Linked DNA regions of Homo sapiens: region 1 is linked to region 2. Evidence: chromatin loops called from intact Hi-C (ENCODE). Cell type or tissue: IMR-90. All regions are shown on one strand.

Evidence for each region. Hi-C counts contacts between places; a loop is a spot of excess contacts. Peaks named below come from ENCODE experiments on the same cell type or tissue, not always from the same donor. Only the 100,000 strongest peaks of a DNase experiment are listed, where the experiment ranks them.
Region 1: it touches region 2 in a loop (2.1-fold over the local background); 2 of 110 quality-filtered maps call a loop at or near these places.

The regions. Positions count from the first base shown.
Region 1 is chr11:27,857,925-27,865,924 of GRCh38, reverse strand. No RefSeq gene overlaps it. Among named protein-coding and RNA genes, the nearest start is that of BDNF, 160 kb to the right of the region's middle. In IMR-90, no CTCF peak of the experiment used is centred here; a DNase peak (open chromatin) is centred at 3,674; H3K27ac peaks cover 143 bases.
Region 2 is chr11:27,719,254-27,727,253 of GRCh38, reverse strand. It overlaps LOC124902652 (a long non-coding RNA gene), which reads right to left and starts at 5,012. Exons shown (of 2, transcript XR_007062633.1): 1 at 4,768-5,012; 2 at 1-1,476. It also overlaps a transcript of BDNF not described here. RefSeq lists an enhancer at 4,766-5,274. In IMR-90, CTCF peaks have their summits at 3,371 (motif pointing left), 4,013 and 6,773; DNase peaks (open chromatin) are centred at 4,883, 6,563 and 7,913; H3K4me3 peaks cover 3,440 bases; H3K27ac peaks cover 1,913 bases.

The DNA of each region.
Region 1 (8,000 bases), 140 kb before region 2:
CCAGAGAGGGACCTGAATAACCACAGCTTTATGTGCACAGTTTAGGGAACGAGGTATTTGCATTTTGTGTGTATTGTGTCTATGTTTACCCCCTATTTCATTTCTTTAAATTAAGCTGATGATGTGTTAATGGTGTCATGCTCTAATCAGGAAGCCAGGAAAAACCAGTTAGGAGCCCCCAGGCTCAGTTTTTGCTCTTGGTCTCACTCCACATTCTGTTCCTATTCCACCTGATTTTTTTTTTTTTTTTTTTTTTTGAGACTGAGTCTCACTCTGTCACCCACGCTGGAGTGCAGAGGCATGATCACTACAACCTCCACCTCCTGGGCTTAAGTGATTCTCCTGCCTCAGCCTCCCAAGTAGCTTGGATTACAGGCACATGCCACCACACCAGGCTAATTTTTATATTTTTAGTAGGGACAGGGTTTTGCCATGTTGGCCAGGATGGTCTCAAACTCCTGACCTCAAGTGATCTGCCTGCCTCGGCTTCCCAAAGTGCTGGAATTACAGGCATGAGCCACTGTGCCCATCTTCCACCAGATTTTTGATTGTTTGCTTTCTCTCGTTTCCAGCCCTGCTCACTCCTCTTAGAATTCAGCCCCTACCATTCAGCGCCACCCAAAGGAATCAGCTTTTGCTCACTCAACATTTCCTCCTGCCCCTTGCTGCCTTGATTAACATGCCCTCTTAGTCCCTGAGCATCAAAGTTTGTCTGTGTCTACACAGTCCCCCTAAGTGGAGGTCAAATGTTCACTACCACCTCCCTCACCCCCCTACCAAGTAATGAATAAAAATGAGAACCACTTTGGAAAGCTGTCTCCTCCCTGATGGAGATGTCCACCAGCCTTAAAGTTCTAGGTTGGGCCAGATGTGCCCTAGCAGCTCCAGGGTTTGGTGGAATACACTCCCAGACATCATCCCCATTGCCTAGCATTGAGACTTTCCTACATGCCTTCCACACCAAAGAGCCAGCCAGACACACCATGAAGACAGTCCACAAACTGCAGTGCCTGCCTTCTGGGGCTCAGGTTCAGGGATTTGTGATCCTAGCAGTCTTCATGCCAAGTGGTTTTGGACAAGCCACAGAAGCTCTTGGCACCTAACATTCCCCCAGGTGGTCAGTTCTCACAGCTTGGCTGTTGTTGCCAAAGGGAATTGCCAAAACTGGTGTCTCCCATAAATGCCTCTTTGAGGCGAACACCTGGCATAACAGGATTGTGAAGGGCATCTTGGTTCATTCCAGAGTTGAGTGGAATCCAAGGCCTCATTAACTCTTTTTTAGGTGAATTTACAGATGCTGGAAACATCCTCTAATTTAACCGAGGCTGACATCTAGCCACAGCCACCCCAGACGGTTGTTTCCTCCCCCTCCTCTAGCTTTGGCTTTGCAACCAGCTCTAGGAGACTCAGGAGTGGTCTTCTTTAGCAGTACTGATGGTAGGAGCTGGGAGGGAGTAGAAAAGTTGCTAACAAGCCGTCCACCTGGCCCCATTCCAAATCCTGGAACTCCAAAAGGGAAAGCTGAAAGGGGCAGGTTGTTTCCTCTCTTACAGAAAGAAAATACTGTAGCTAAGGCCTATTCTTCATGGCAGTTACAACTTGTTTGACATTTGAGTTAGTGGTGCTGAAAAGAGGTAAATCCACCCTCCAGGAAGGAATGCTCTTTCTGTGGCTAATTGACTGGATGACACCTCCCTTCCTTGTTCCCTCCCTCCCGGGCCCGCCAGGCAGCCTAGCTGGGTTATTTGCCACGGATGATGGCCTCAGCAATTTATTGCACCAGGCCAGAGGAAAGCTGGGCTGCCAATTCTGCAGTGTGTTTGCTTTGGTTTACCGGAGCCATTCTCCAGCTCACGGTGGACACATTTGTTCCCCATCAAAAGATTGTCTAATTGCAGAACTGGGATCACCTGAAATAGGCTTTTCAGGAACTGCCATCCCAAACTGGGGCTTGAGAATTTGCAAAAGAAAGGTATGGCAAGGCAGTTCTTGAGGCTGTCCCTTCCCCTTCTTTGTGGGGGAAATGAAATCAGAGGATTTGTTGGCCCAAGAGACAGGCTACCATGCAAGCCTGTCTTCTGCCCATAGAGGCATCGGCACATTCTCCTCTCCTGTGGCTGGGCTTGCTCAATATAATCCCCTACTGATTAGAAGGCCCAGCGGAAATTCCAGTAAAAAGGTAAGTTCCCTAGCTTCTCAAACTTTGTCTACATTCAAATTACCTAAGAGAAGATCTTATTAAAGTGCAGATTCCAATCAGTAGTTCTGGGGTGGGGGCTGAGATTCTGCATTTCTAACAACCTCCTAGGTGCTGCAGAGGCTGCTGGGTCTCAGACCCCAGTCTCTGAGTAGCCAGGGTCTAGAGCAGTTTTCCAAATCTACCCTATCATTGCAGACACTTGGGCCACCCCACCTCTAAGATTCTAATTTAATTAATCTGGAATTAAGCCAGAGGAAAGTTTTTGTTTTAAATCTCTTCAGTATTTACTAGGGAGACACTCATATATTATAGGTTTAAATATACTTAAACTATTTCTGGAAAGATGCACAAGAAATAGCAACAGTAGTTGTTCCAGGCCAGGTAAAAGAAACTGGAAAGCTAGTGTGATTATTCACTGTATACCATTCTGAACTGCTTGCACTTCTTTTGAACAAGTGCATATGTTACTATTTCAAATGTATTGAAACAAAGAAAAAAAAGAACTCTCTAGATGGTCTCTACAATCGCCAGGTATTAAGGGCTGGATTGTGATTGTGTGTTCCCGTCACGCCCCCAAAATTTGTGTGTTAAAGTCCTAACCCACAGTTACTTCAGAAAGAGGCTGTATTTGGAGATAGGGCCTCTAAAGAGGTAATTAAGATTAAATGGGCTTTTATGGATGGGCCCTAATCTAATATAACTGGTGTCCTTAGAAGAAGAGGCAATTAGGGTACAGACACTCACAGAGGAAAGACCATGGGGGGAAAAGAAGGGTGGTGAGGAGGAGATGACAAGCCAAAGAGAGAAATCTCAGAATGAAACCAACCCTGCCAGCACCTTGATCTTGTACTTCTAGCCTCCAGAACTGTAAGGACACAAACTTTTGTTGTTTAAGCCACCCAGTCTATGGTATCAGTTATGGCAGCCCTAACAAACTAATATACTGTTTCACCATCACTGATTTGGTAGAGGAAGCAATTGACCCATAATAATCAAAAGACTAAACTTGCTCAGTCACCACCTTGGCATGAGGTCCTGGGCAGGTCTCTTCTGCTTCTGGTCCTCAGTTTCCTCAGATGTCAAGGAAAGGAAGTTACCTAAGTGATCCCTAGAATTCCTTCATATTCAGAAAGGTAGATTCTCGAATTATGTAAAAGGAGGCAGAAAGGGGCAGCATTGTTAAGTATCAGTGATCATCTGTTATAGTCCAATGAGCTTCCAATTTTTTTAAAGCATGAATCTATTTTTAAACATAAACCATTATGCAAAAGTCCAATATATAAATAATGTTATTGAAATGAAGCTACTCTGGCTGAAGCAGCTAATGTCCAAATTTGCCTTTGCTTTTGTGGTGGACTCTGCCTCCCTTCTCCCTGAACCATCAGGGAACCTTGGGTTATAGTCTGAAAACAACTTATCTGGTCTCATCCTGTAATATTCCAGGCATGGAAACTGAAGCTCAGTAATGTTGAGTAACTCAGCTCAGCTCAGAGTCATCCAGTGAGTCAGTGTGAAAACTGGGCTCTATTCCTGACCGTCTGGCTCATTAATCTTTTCTCTGTATTTTGTGAGGCATTAAGAATAATTTGGTATTGCTAACAGCAAACTATAACTTCTGTTTTTTTCCTGTAAAATGCACTCAACATTATTTGTATAAGAGGCAATATTCTACCAGAGGAGCCAATTATATTCACCCAGGTGTAGACACAGGTGAGGTTGTATACATCAAGAATAGCAAAGTTTACCCGTATTAAAATTTCTCTTTCTCTTCTGAAACTCAGCAGGCTACCCTAACTTCTAAGGCTAACCTTCGTCAGCATCATGTGACTGCGTTGAGCTAGACAAAAGTGGGGAGAAAGAGGCAACAGGCCAGATAAAAATGCTCAAATAGATTTGAAAGAAGGAAAAGTAACCAAAATATATCACAAAAAACAAAGAGAACTTGAAGAAAGAAAACATCACATAATATGGACTCTGTGATTCTTGGCTCCAGCATCCACTTTCATACCTTGTTTCCTTCAAGAAAACCTAATTTTCCCCCAAGCTGTCTCCTGATTGACTTTCACTTGATACGGTTACTTGATAGCACCGATCAGTTAATCCTTCCATATGGTTAAAATTAAACCACCAATCCATGCTCATTTTCCCCCTTATGCTTGCTAATTTCTTGTGAAGATTATCCTTCCAGCTAAATTACCCTCATTCCTTTATCATCACATCCATATTTCCCCTGGAAATTGTAAGAGTTCTCAGGGAATGGGAGACTTGTTTGTTGGAGCACTTCCTCTGTCTTGATGTCCTGAACACTTTTGTGTCTTTCCCAGATTAGGTGACAGCATGGCCTGGGGTAGGGGCTTTGCATCCAGTGACCTCTTAAATTTCCTGTAACCTAGGGACTGGTTATGTGAGACCTTTGCTATGATGGGGATCTTACTCTCAGAATTCTTCACTTCTCCCCTCTTCTCTGAAGCTTAAAGCAAGACAAATAGTCTTCTGTGTCATCTTGACCCTGAAGGCCAATGCCCTGAAATTATTTCCTTTCCATGGTCACGGATTTTGATTCCTAATACCTCACTGCAGTTGTCCTGAAAGAATCTGATCTGGTCCTGTGGTCTAGCTTTCATTTTTAGAATAAGAACTTGTCATAAACTAAGATTATCAAGCAAGATTTGAACATAGGTGCAGGAATAAGTTACCCAAACCTTTCTGATATCTAACCCAACGCCTTGCCTAATGACAGTTGTATTAGTCAGTTTTCACATTGCTGATAAAGACATACCTGAGATTGAGTAATTTATAAAGAAAAAGAGGTTTAATGTACTCACAGTTCCACATGGCTGGGGAGGCCTCACAATCATGGTGGAAGGCAAAAGACACATCTTATATGGCAACAGAAAAGACAGAACTTGTGCAAGGTAAACTCCCCTTTATAAAACCGTCAGATCTCATGACTTATTCACTATCACGAGAACAGCACAGGAAACACCCACCCCCATGATTCAATTACCTCTTCCAGGGTCCCTCCCATGATAAGATGAGAGTTGGGTGGGAACACAGCCAAACCATATCAACAGTTTTACCAACCAAAGTGACTAGCTTTTTGATGGAAAACACACAATTTATGAGCTTTCAGGCCTAGCTTGAGTCCTACAAGGCCCTTGACCCTGAACAGTCACAGTAGACACAGTGCTGCTGAATCTCCAGGTGGAGTAAGCTTTGGGCCCTAATGAGTGTAGATCTTGAGCACTAGTTTCAATATTCTGTTCCCAGGGTTGTTTTCCATTCAGGCAAAACACCCATTGGCATCAACAGGAGCAGCCCATTATTTTTGTTCCTTTTATGACTCTTGTTGTTGTTTCTTTCTGCCCAACTTGGCTGCACACGAGCCCAGTCCCACACAGTGCAAGCAAAGATAGGATTCCTGCCCCAAGGGTTCAGCAACCTCATATTTTCCTCTCTGCTGCCTCTATTTTTGTTCCACTGTACCATGAGTTCTGAAGCCTTGGCGGTCCTAAAACACTTTACTGTGTTTTGTTTTGTAGGAAAGACTTGAGTTTTACGGCTGTGGGTTATAAAAGGTTTTCTCCCCCCTTCAACTGCTTCTCCCGGGAAATTCGATGGGTGTGACCATTACCAATGAGCCCTGCTGGGAAAGTCCAGGCCATGGTCAGCTTTCAGTCTGAGCCATGACTCTTTCCTTTTTGACCACGGCCTGGTCCTAATTTTGTCCCTCTCTGGCTGGTTTTGTTTATTGGCATTAATGTTTCATATTAAAATTTAATATTTAACTTTTGCTTTCAATATTTAATGTTCTGCACTGCATCTTACATTTGGACGTCTCCCTTCTGGGAGCGGTCAGCTGCACTGCATGATGCAAGAGCTAATCCCTTTGACTTCCAGTAAAATGACTCCCCCTCCTTTCTTTCATTGTTCACCATCACTCTGCATTCAAATCCATCATGGTAACTACCTGGAGAACACTTCTTTCTCCCATGCATTAATTCAACACATATTTATTGAATGCCAACTCTGTCAGATATTATAAAAGGTGCTGCTAGGGATGCCCCAAAAGGAATAAGACCCAAGTCTTACCTTGAGGTAGTCAGAGAGAGAATATCATATAGTTGAGGTGACTAGTGTTTAACAAAGCTTTGTGGGAGCACACAGAAAGGACAGACTAGCTCGGTCTCAGGATCTAAGGAAGGTTTTTCTGGAAGAGAAGTCATCTGAAATGGGTCTTGGAGGCAGCAGAAGAGCTTGTCAGGTTGGGTAGGGGAAGGAAAGACATTCTATACACAACAGGCAAAGTCATCAACATATAAAACCATAATGAATAATGATGATTACTAGTGATGGTGATGCTTTATTTGTGGAATGGTGAAGAAATTAATTATGACTGGAAACTGGGCTGCGTGTGTAGGAGAAGCAAACAGGATGCAAGATGAACCTGGTGACATAGTTTCGTACTCAATTATGAAGGACTTTGTAAACCATGATAAATAGTTTGAGCCTAATCACTTATCATATAAACCTGTGATAGAGATTCTCAGCAAGTGAGAGTTCTGGGAAATGTCTTTTGCAAAATACTGTTGGGAAACGCCCTTTACCAGGGAGAGAATCTGGGTCCAGGGCATAGAAAACATATTTAGCTCCTTCTAGGTAAGATAAAGAAAACTATTACTTAAGATATCTGCCTTTGAGGAATTTAAAATGCAGTTGGAAAAATAAGGCAAATACCAAGAACCGATGAGAGAACTGTTGGGTATTTAACCTAATGCCTAAGGGTGTGGCAAGAATATGAATTCCTATGGAGTCAGAGCAGGGAGCTTTATATACCAACCATCTTTCCTTTGGGACCTAAATGCCTGGATCTTCCCCATTTGATGAAGTTCACCTTCAAAGATCATTGGCCCGTTGACCAGAAAGGGAGTTCTAGGACCTCAAGGAGGTATGAGCAAAGGGAGAAGAACAAAAATAAACAAGCTGAGAGATCAAAACTAGAGTTGGTAACTTGAAGGAACCGCTCAGTGAGCAAAGCAAGAAGTGGACAAGTGAATGGGGTGAAACAATTCAAGACAATTTGTGAATTCTAGTTGTCTGCTGAGGCATTTTCATAAGTCTCACTGAGCTGATGACAAAAATCTTTTTGTAAAAATCTCTATGAAATTATCTTTGTTTTTGCTAATTATAAAAGTAATAACCTTTGTCAAAAAATTTTTTTATTTCACTAACACATAAAGTAGAAACTGAAATCCTCTCTTACCCCAACTTTGGACAACTACTGTCAAATCCTATGCTATATATATATATATTCCAAAGGGCTGACTATAGCAGACTTCATGAAGAAATGACACTATAGCACTGGGTCTGGAGTTGACCGAAGGATTGGTAGTCCTAGCACAGTCAGGCATGGGTAAGAGAATGTGCTGGACCTGGAAGCCAGGAGTAGAGCTCGGCAGTCTTCCATATTGGCAAATTAAAGATCAGGTTGGTATCTGAAGCTGAGGCAGGGATGGAGCCTGAAATAAGCAAAACCCACACCTTGAGTCAAGAAGACACTATGAAGAACATCAGAGTGTGAGCTCCACTTGGAGAAAGCATCTGTCTCCACACAGGGGCTTCTCAGACAGACTGCCACTGAGGGGCTTCAAACACAGTTGGGAAAATAAACATGGAGTTAAGCAGGGGTTTTTAGAAAGACGATGGATTTAGAGACTAAGATTAAGGTCTGCTTCTTAGCTTTGCTGCCTTTCAGCTCCCTGACTCGAGATATTTATGGCTCTGAGCCTCCTTCACTTTT
Region 2 (8,000 bases):
TCTACTCTTGTTTCCATAAGGCACTCTTGTCTCATCCTATTACTTCCACTACTTTTAGAATGATATCACCTCAGTGAGGTACCATCTTTTCTCTCCTTACAAAAGAAAACAGACCTAGTTTCCTTAACCTTTCAGCAGAAGCAAATTCCCCAAATCCCTCTGTCATTCTGGTTGCCTTCTGCTGTGCTTTCTCTAGTTCCAAAATATCCTATTTATAGAAAGAAACCCAGAATGAGCTCAGGACTCAGAATATGACCTAACCAATCCTCTTTACATGACTAGAATAATTTTCCCTGACTTTTCCATTGTGCAATGTGCCCAATATATTCCAAATGGATTCTCTTTTCTTTTACTCCAATAGGTACAAAATGATAAATGTTCAAACTATAGCCAATGTTACTGATAATAAGAGGTTGATGTCCACTGTGCTTAAGAACTTTCTAGAATTAATGGGTTCAGGAGCAAATTAGAGTCTGTGGTTTGTGTAACATTAGAGTTAAAGGAACAGGTCTTTTCCTTGAATTATTTTTTGTTATATAGCATTCACTTCAGTTACTAATGAAGTGTATTAATGAAGCCATAATGCAAATGAAACCATAGGCTGGGGCAGCAAGCTTTAGTATTTTGCTGTGCAAAATGTGGCACAACTTCATATCACCTGGGAATCTGTTGAAAATGCCAACTGTTGATGCTGTCCCCAGACTTAGAATCTGCTTTCTAAAGAGTTGCCCAGGAGATTCATGTGCACATTAAATTATAAGAAGCACAGTTTAGCATCTGTGAAAGTTTCCTTCCAGATGTTCTAGGCAGATTAGATGTCAAGCACACCTTGGTAGGCCCTATCATGATATAAAATTGGCTCTTTTTACTAATTTTCACTTGCCTTTCCATGATCCTAAGTTTTGTGACTCCTTGGAGTTTTTATTTCTCATTTTATCCAATTCCTAATATGAACTTACATTTAGTTAAGTACATCTTGCAAGTCCTGACCTGACATGCTCTTGACCCATCTTAATCTCCCTGTCAACTTTTCATATTAACAATGTCACTTCTCTCTTACTTGCTACCCATACTTCCTCTTATTCATCTCTTTTCTGTAAGATGGTTTAGAAAGAGTCATTCAGTTCTTCCTCAGTATTCCATGTGGTCTTGCTTCAGCCTCATTATAGGGTTGTCTGGTGTTCTGAAATTGAGTTAAGTCATGTCCAGATCTTCTGTCTCATGCTTGCTTGTCAGGCTCAGAAATGCACAGAGGTTATTGCAAACTAAATCATGACTTTCCCAAGGCTTTCTCTTGCTTACTTCTTTTTGAAGTTTTGATTGTTTCCTTTATAACTAGGTTTGGTAGATTGAGGATTCTTTGAGTTCTTTTTAAATATGAGCTCAATACCAGGTTCTTGGCAATCATTGCCTATTCTTGCTTTCAGAAGGCTTTCCAAATTGTGTGTCGTGATTCTTTGCCTCTCCTTCTATTACCTGTGGAGAACCATTAGAGATCAGGAAGTGACTAAGAGAGCCAATCTTTCTTCCTACCTGGTCAGAAGCTCTTCTTATATCATAAACAGAAGGCTTTTGCTACCTGTTTTTTGTTTTTTAGGCTCCAAGATAGCAATTATATCACCATCAGGAGCTTCTCTGTGACTACTCTTCTGCATTGATTGTAACAAGTGATCCTGAGGTAATGAAGGGGAAGGCACTGTTGACCTCTCAGCTATTATTAACCAAGCACTCTTTAACTTCTGAGATACTTTAGGTAGAGAATTGTTAACATGTGGATCACCAGTCCCATCAGAGTCCCTGGCACAGAATAAGTACTGAAAAGGAAGGAGAAGTAAGAGTGGGAAGGAAGGATGGAAATAATCTATCCAACTCCAGGTGAGATGGAGAGCCTGGAAATTAACTACAACCAAATAGATTTGGAAAGACAAGTTGGGAGAAAAGAATGGAAGTACTATCTCATCTTTGTCTTCCTTGATATATAGTAAGGAATACACAAACCATCCTATTAAAAGTGACTTACTGAATTTCCTTTTAGAAATAAAGACAGTGGACTTTGTCTTAAGAGGTACTCCAATTATTTCTTAGTTTTCTAAGAAAAAGGAGTTCTCTTTCATTTCTGACTTTGTAGACTCCTGCTTTGTTACCCATCTCCCACCAATTCCAAGACTACACATCTACTGAGTGAAGTTTTTGTGCCTCCTAATACTGATGAGCCTCGTATTAATTTTTGAACCTATCTTCATAAAGATGTGGGCAAAGAACAAGCTTTATAACTGTGGCATAGGTAGAAAACTGTGAATATTAAACAGCTCATCTATAAGGAGTGCAATACCCATATTTTGAAAGCAAAAATCCTTCCTTCTAGGTTGTATTAATACATTTTGCTTTAAGTTTGGTCATGTTGTTAGGTAGTGATCCTTAAGGAATAAGATTTGTTCACTATTCAGTCTGAAATGTTCTTGCCATTACTAAATATAAATGGGGTCAAATGAGCCAGAGAAGTGTGATATTCATATCACAGCTGATTGGGGTTGTATGAAAAAATAAGATAACCCCAGGAATAAGTGCTACTGAGATGAAAATTGTGACACATACAGTGCTTGGCATCTATCTTAACAAATGAAATTATGGCAATCTTTACTTACATTAGACACTGGATTTCTGCAGATGGAAAAAAATTATGTAAGTGAGTGGATGGAGATAAAAGGTTGGAGAGTTGATAGTGCACCAAGAGAAGAGAATTGTCTATCAGATCACTGAGAAATCCAAAGTGGGAATAGGTATATATAGATATATGGCAAACACCATATCTTCACCACTCTCCCTAGCTCCCTATATCAACCCTTATTATTTAGCAACTCTTGTCCATCATTTTGGTCCCTGAGTTGGAGGTTTTAGTAATGGTTCCAAGAAATAAGAGCACTGGTTAAACATATTTCTTGGGAAATATCTTCAGTACAATCATGTGTCTAAATGATTTCAAACTAATCAGTCATTCATGTTCTGAATCCTCAGGCACCTACACCAACAATTCAGGGTATCCCACTGTAAGATATAATTTTCAGAATAAAGATCCAGCAGAGGAGTAGCTGATAGTTTCTATACAGACCACAAACTGTTGACAAAAGAGTCAGAAAAATATATCACATTGATGGCAATGGGGAATAATATGTTCATATACAGTGGTCATCTCCTTATGTCTTTTCAAGATTGCAGATCTGTGCTAGTCATTGAATTTGTCAGTAGGCAAGGAAAGTTATTAACAGCATTATGGATTCCATTCTCAAAAAACCAGTTTTGTCCACAAAGCCTGTACCCCAAGACCTCTGAGAATGGTATGTACCAGCTGTCCCAGTCTTAGGGCAGCATCTGCTGGCTAATTCATGGATGGACAAAAAGTGGCAGTTTGTGGGCAATTTGAGCAGTCCTTTCATTTGGCGAGAACTGTTGTGTTGATGACTGTGAGGGTTTCTGAAATCCTTTCATAAGGACCCATCTCAGGTCTCCAGGAGCCTGGCAAATCTAGAACTACTCCTAATGAGAACCAGGAAGCTTTTGTATACAGATATTTTATCTGGAGCCTAAGATAAGCCTGTTTGACTTTGGAAACATTTCTAGAGAAGCATGAACTCAACACTAGACTTACTGCTAATAATAATAACCCAGTACCAATGGGGGCTGCAATGAACAGAGGTCCATGCACATAATTGGGAAGTAAAACTTATTTTCCATAAGGAAGGCATTTCTGGGATGGGAGAGGGAGGACCTTGAAGCAGCCACTGAATGCTTATGTTCTGTTGCTTCTAATCATCCTATCGTGTAAGTAAGATTTTTCTACATAAGCAAGCAAGAATGATATTCAAACAAAGCACTTTTGACTGGAATAAAGAAACTGGAAATTGGAAAGGGCTGGGTGGTCTGAAACTTAAGAGCTATCCACCATCTTCTGCAGCATCGCTGTGCCTCATCCCTGCAGTCAATAGCGCCACGGCCAGGGCCTGTGACGCCGTTGGTGGGCTCCCCTTGGTGGGAACTCAGAGCGAGTAAAATCATGGTGTCAGTGCCAAAACGACGAAACCTGAAATGCGTCTGGGGACTTCCCAGGGCACTAGCGCTCCTCAGAGCGACGGACATCTCCATAACAACTGGTCTACATTCATCCCTGGTTCTTCTGCTCTGCTGTGCTAGCGATGGCTGAGGGTAGGCAAAGGGCAGCTTCAGTGGAAAGATACCTTGCGTTAGCGCCTCCCTAGGCTGGGGGACGTTGCCAAAGCTCGAGTTATTGCCTATTTCCCGAGATTTCCGGAGTCGTCCCCACATCTCCCGCGGAGAGCGGCGCCCCTCCGCCCCCCCTCCCGCCTCCCCCTCTATTAGACACTCCAAGGGGGTAGTTTGTTTCATTGTGCTTTTTTTCCTCTTCTCAAAGTTCATCCTTTCGCCTCCAAGTTACTTTCCGCCAACACGTGACCTCTTCGCTTCCCAGCTTGCGCAGCCACTGGTGGGGAAGCGCGGGCGCTAACCGCAGGGCTTCCTGGGAGAGCCCCCTCCGAGGTTCGCCACCCCAGCCCTGGCTCCCGCCGCGCTCACCCCGGCACCCCGGCGGCGGGGCAGCCCCCGCAGGATGAGGAAGCGGCTCCGGGGAAGCAGCACCGAGCAGCAGCGGAGCGCCCAACCTGCCGCCTCCCCTCCCGTCCCTGCCTTGGCCCGCGGCTCCGCTCTCCGCGGCTCGCCTTCCGACCTAGCTGCGCACCGGGGCTGTTAACTCACATTTGGGAAGCCATAACCCATTAGAGCAAACGCAGTCATAACTTCATTCAACTCAGCCGCTCGAGAGCTCGGCTTACACAGGTTCCTGTGGGCAACTAGTGGCTCGCCTTGGTGCCTCTCGCCTAGTCATCAGTACCTAAGAGGAAAAGGGAAAGTTGTTGGGCTGGTTCGCGCTTCGACGCATGCAGATGTTCCCAAGGACAAGTCACTTACTCGCCCCCCTCCCCCCAGTCCCCATTTGATCATCACTCACGACCTCATCGGCTGGAGACCCTTAGTCATGATGGGGGAGGGGGAGGGGCACGAACTTTTCTAAGAAGTTTCCTTTTTTTACCCAGAGAGTCACAGTGAGTCGGTCACGTAAACAGCGAGGTTAGTCGTCGCCGTTGCCGCCCCCCACCCCCTCCCTGCTGCGCTTTTCTGGTATTATTATTAAAGCGGTAGTCTGCCGGCGCTGATAAGCAACAAGTTCCCCAGCGGTCTTCCCGCCCTAGCCTGACAAGGCGAAGGTTTTCTTACCTGGCGACAGGGAAATCTCCCGAGCCGAATTCAGCTTCGCCGGAGCCCCAGGTGTGACCTGCGTAGTGGGCAAGGGAGCGGTGTGCAGGCTGAGTTTTTTTTTTTACAGGGGTACCCTGAAACTCCTCACTTTCTCTGGGAACTTTCAGTGCCAGGACCCAGTAACGGGCGGTTAGAAGGCAGCCCTAGGAAACACCTGCTACATAGCAGGGCAGTTGGGCAATCATTGGTAACCTCGCTCATTCATTAGAATCACGTAAGAACTCAAAAGGAAACGTGTCTCTCGGAGTGAGGGCGTTTGCGTAAATCTATAGGTTTTTCGACATCGATGCCAGTTGCTTTGTCTTCTGTAGTCGCCAAGGTGGTTGAGAGTTTAAGCTTGCGGATATTGCAAAGGGTTATTAGATTCATAAGTCACACCAAGTGGTGGGCGATCCACTGAGCAAAGCCGAACTTCTCACATGATGACTTCAAACAAGACACATTACCTTCCAGCATCTGTTGGGGAGACGAGATTTTAAGACACTTGAGTCTCCAGGACAGCAAAGGCACAATGGTGAGTAGCAATAAAACCTGCATTATAATTGAAAAATCTTGACATGTTGCTTAACAACGGGCATATCACGGCTCTTCCTAGCACTTCACACGCCAAAGAACAGCAGCTACTCAGGCCAGGGGAATCGGGTTTTTACACAGTGCAACTTTAATTGGAATCATTTGAGATTTGACACAGCTATGTGGAACTGCGTGGAACAAACTTGGAGCTGGGTGGGGGGGTGTGTGTTATATTGGTTGTTCAAGGCTGATGCTTGTCTCTCAGCAGTCTTGCATTCTATTCTTTTCCTTAATGTGTATGGTGTATGATCATATTCTATGATTTATATGTGGGCATGTAATTGACATTTGCAAGGGGGTTAATTTCCATCTAAAAACAATAATGCTGTTAGAGGTTGGGGTTAGGGGGTGGAGTGGGGGTAAGGGTGGGGTAAAGACTGGGAGTTTAGGTGTAGATGGGGGGTGGGGTTGGGGGGAGAGAAATAAGTCAGAAGTGCATATCACCGGTAATGGGTAATCCTCTCGTAGAAGAAAAGGTTCTCATCAACATGTGATCAACTATTAACAGGATGGCTTTGGCAAAGCCATCCGCACGTGACAAACCGTAAGGAAGTGGAAGAAACCGTCTAGAGCAATATCAAGTATCACTTAATTAGAGATTTTTAAGCCTTTTCCTCCTGCTGTGCCGGGTGTGTAATCCGGGCGATAGGAGTCCATTCAGCACCTTGGACAGAGCCAACGGATTTGTCCGAGGTGGCGGTACCCCCAGGTAGTCTTCTTGGCCCCGCTGTAAAGCCAACCCTGTGTCGCCCTTAAAAAGCGTCTTTTCTGAGGTTCGGCTCACACTGAGATCGGGGCTGGAGAGAGAGTCAGATTTTGGAGCGGAGCGTTTGGAAAGCGAGCCCCAGTTTGGTCCCCTCATTGAGCTCGCTGAAGTTGGCTTCCTAGCGGTGTAGGCTGGAATAGACTCTTGGCAAGCTCCGGGTTGGTATACTGGGTTAACTTTGGGAAATGCAAGTGTTTATCTCCAGGATCTAGCCACCGGGGTGGTGTAAGCCGCAAAGAAGGTAAGCACCAGGGCGGGGACCCCTTGCATCCCCAATTCTTGAGCTATTTTGATACTGTCTTCCGGAGAGGACGCGTGGTGGAGGGGAGGAGGTAGAGGGAGAGCATGAGAGGGGGTTGTTTCTTGGTATTTGCCCAGTTTGAATTGCCCTAGGTGAGAACCCTGGGGCAAAGGGAGAAAGAAAAAAAAGAAACTCAGTCTTCCTGCGGATATAATGAGTTTAGTTAACTTGGACCTGCAAATGTCTGATTCAAATGTAAGATTTATCTCTCTTTTTCTCCTCTTCACCTCCCTCTTTTCCGTTCTCTTTGCTGGTGTGTGTGTGTGTGTGTACAGTAGATTCATTACTAATTATGAAGCTTTTGCAAAACATTCGAATTCCTAAAATTTGACTTTGTAGCATTTAGAATCAGGCGGTGGAGGTGGTGTGCGGTGGGGAGAGGAGGTGGAGGTTGGGAAGAGGGAAGGAGGTAAAGCTAAACCTCCAACACAAAAAAATGAATCAAGGTAATTTCAGCTCTTCTAGTGAGAAGGATTCATTCTCTCTGTATCCCTCCCTCCCTCTCTTTCCCCCTCCCTCCCTCCTTCCCGCCCCCCTTCTTCCACCCCGCCCCCTCCTCCAGCCTCCATCCCTCCCTCATTCTATCTCTTCCTCTCCGTCGCCCTCGCTCCTCGCTGGATGCTTCTTTCTGGGTTTTCTTTTTTTTTTCCCTTCTGTCCTCCCTCCCCGCGAGTTTCGGGCGCTGGCTTAGAGGGTTCCCGCTTTCTCAAGGGAAGGGGAGCTGCCGAGACCGCGCTCCGCTCCCCAGCCGGGCCGGATGCCTCACTGAGCCCAGGTCCGAGTCAGTCGGGGTAACTCAGGGAAAGGGGAGCCTCCGCCTGGGAGTAGAAGGTCCTTTCCGGACCGAAGAGCCAGAGAGCGGGCCGGGCGAGGGGGCCTGGGCGGCTGGAGGCGGTGGAGAAGAACACTTTTAGCTCCGTGCGGCGGCTGGACAGAGCCACCAATCAGCTGGACGCGCAGACCGCCCTGCCAGGGCGAGGTTGCGTCCGGAGGCGCCGGTGGAGGGCGGCCGGCTAGTCGCTGAGCCGCCGC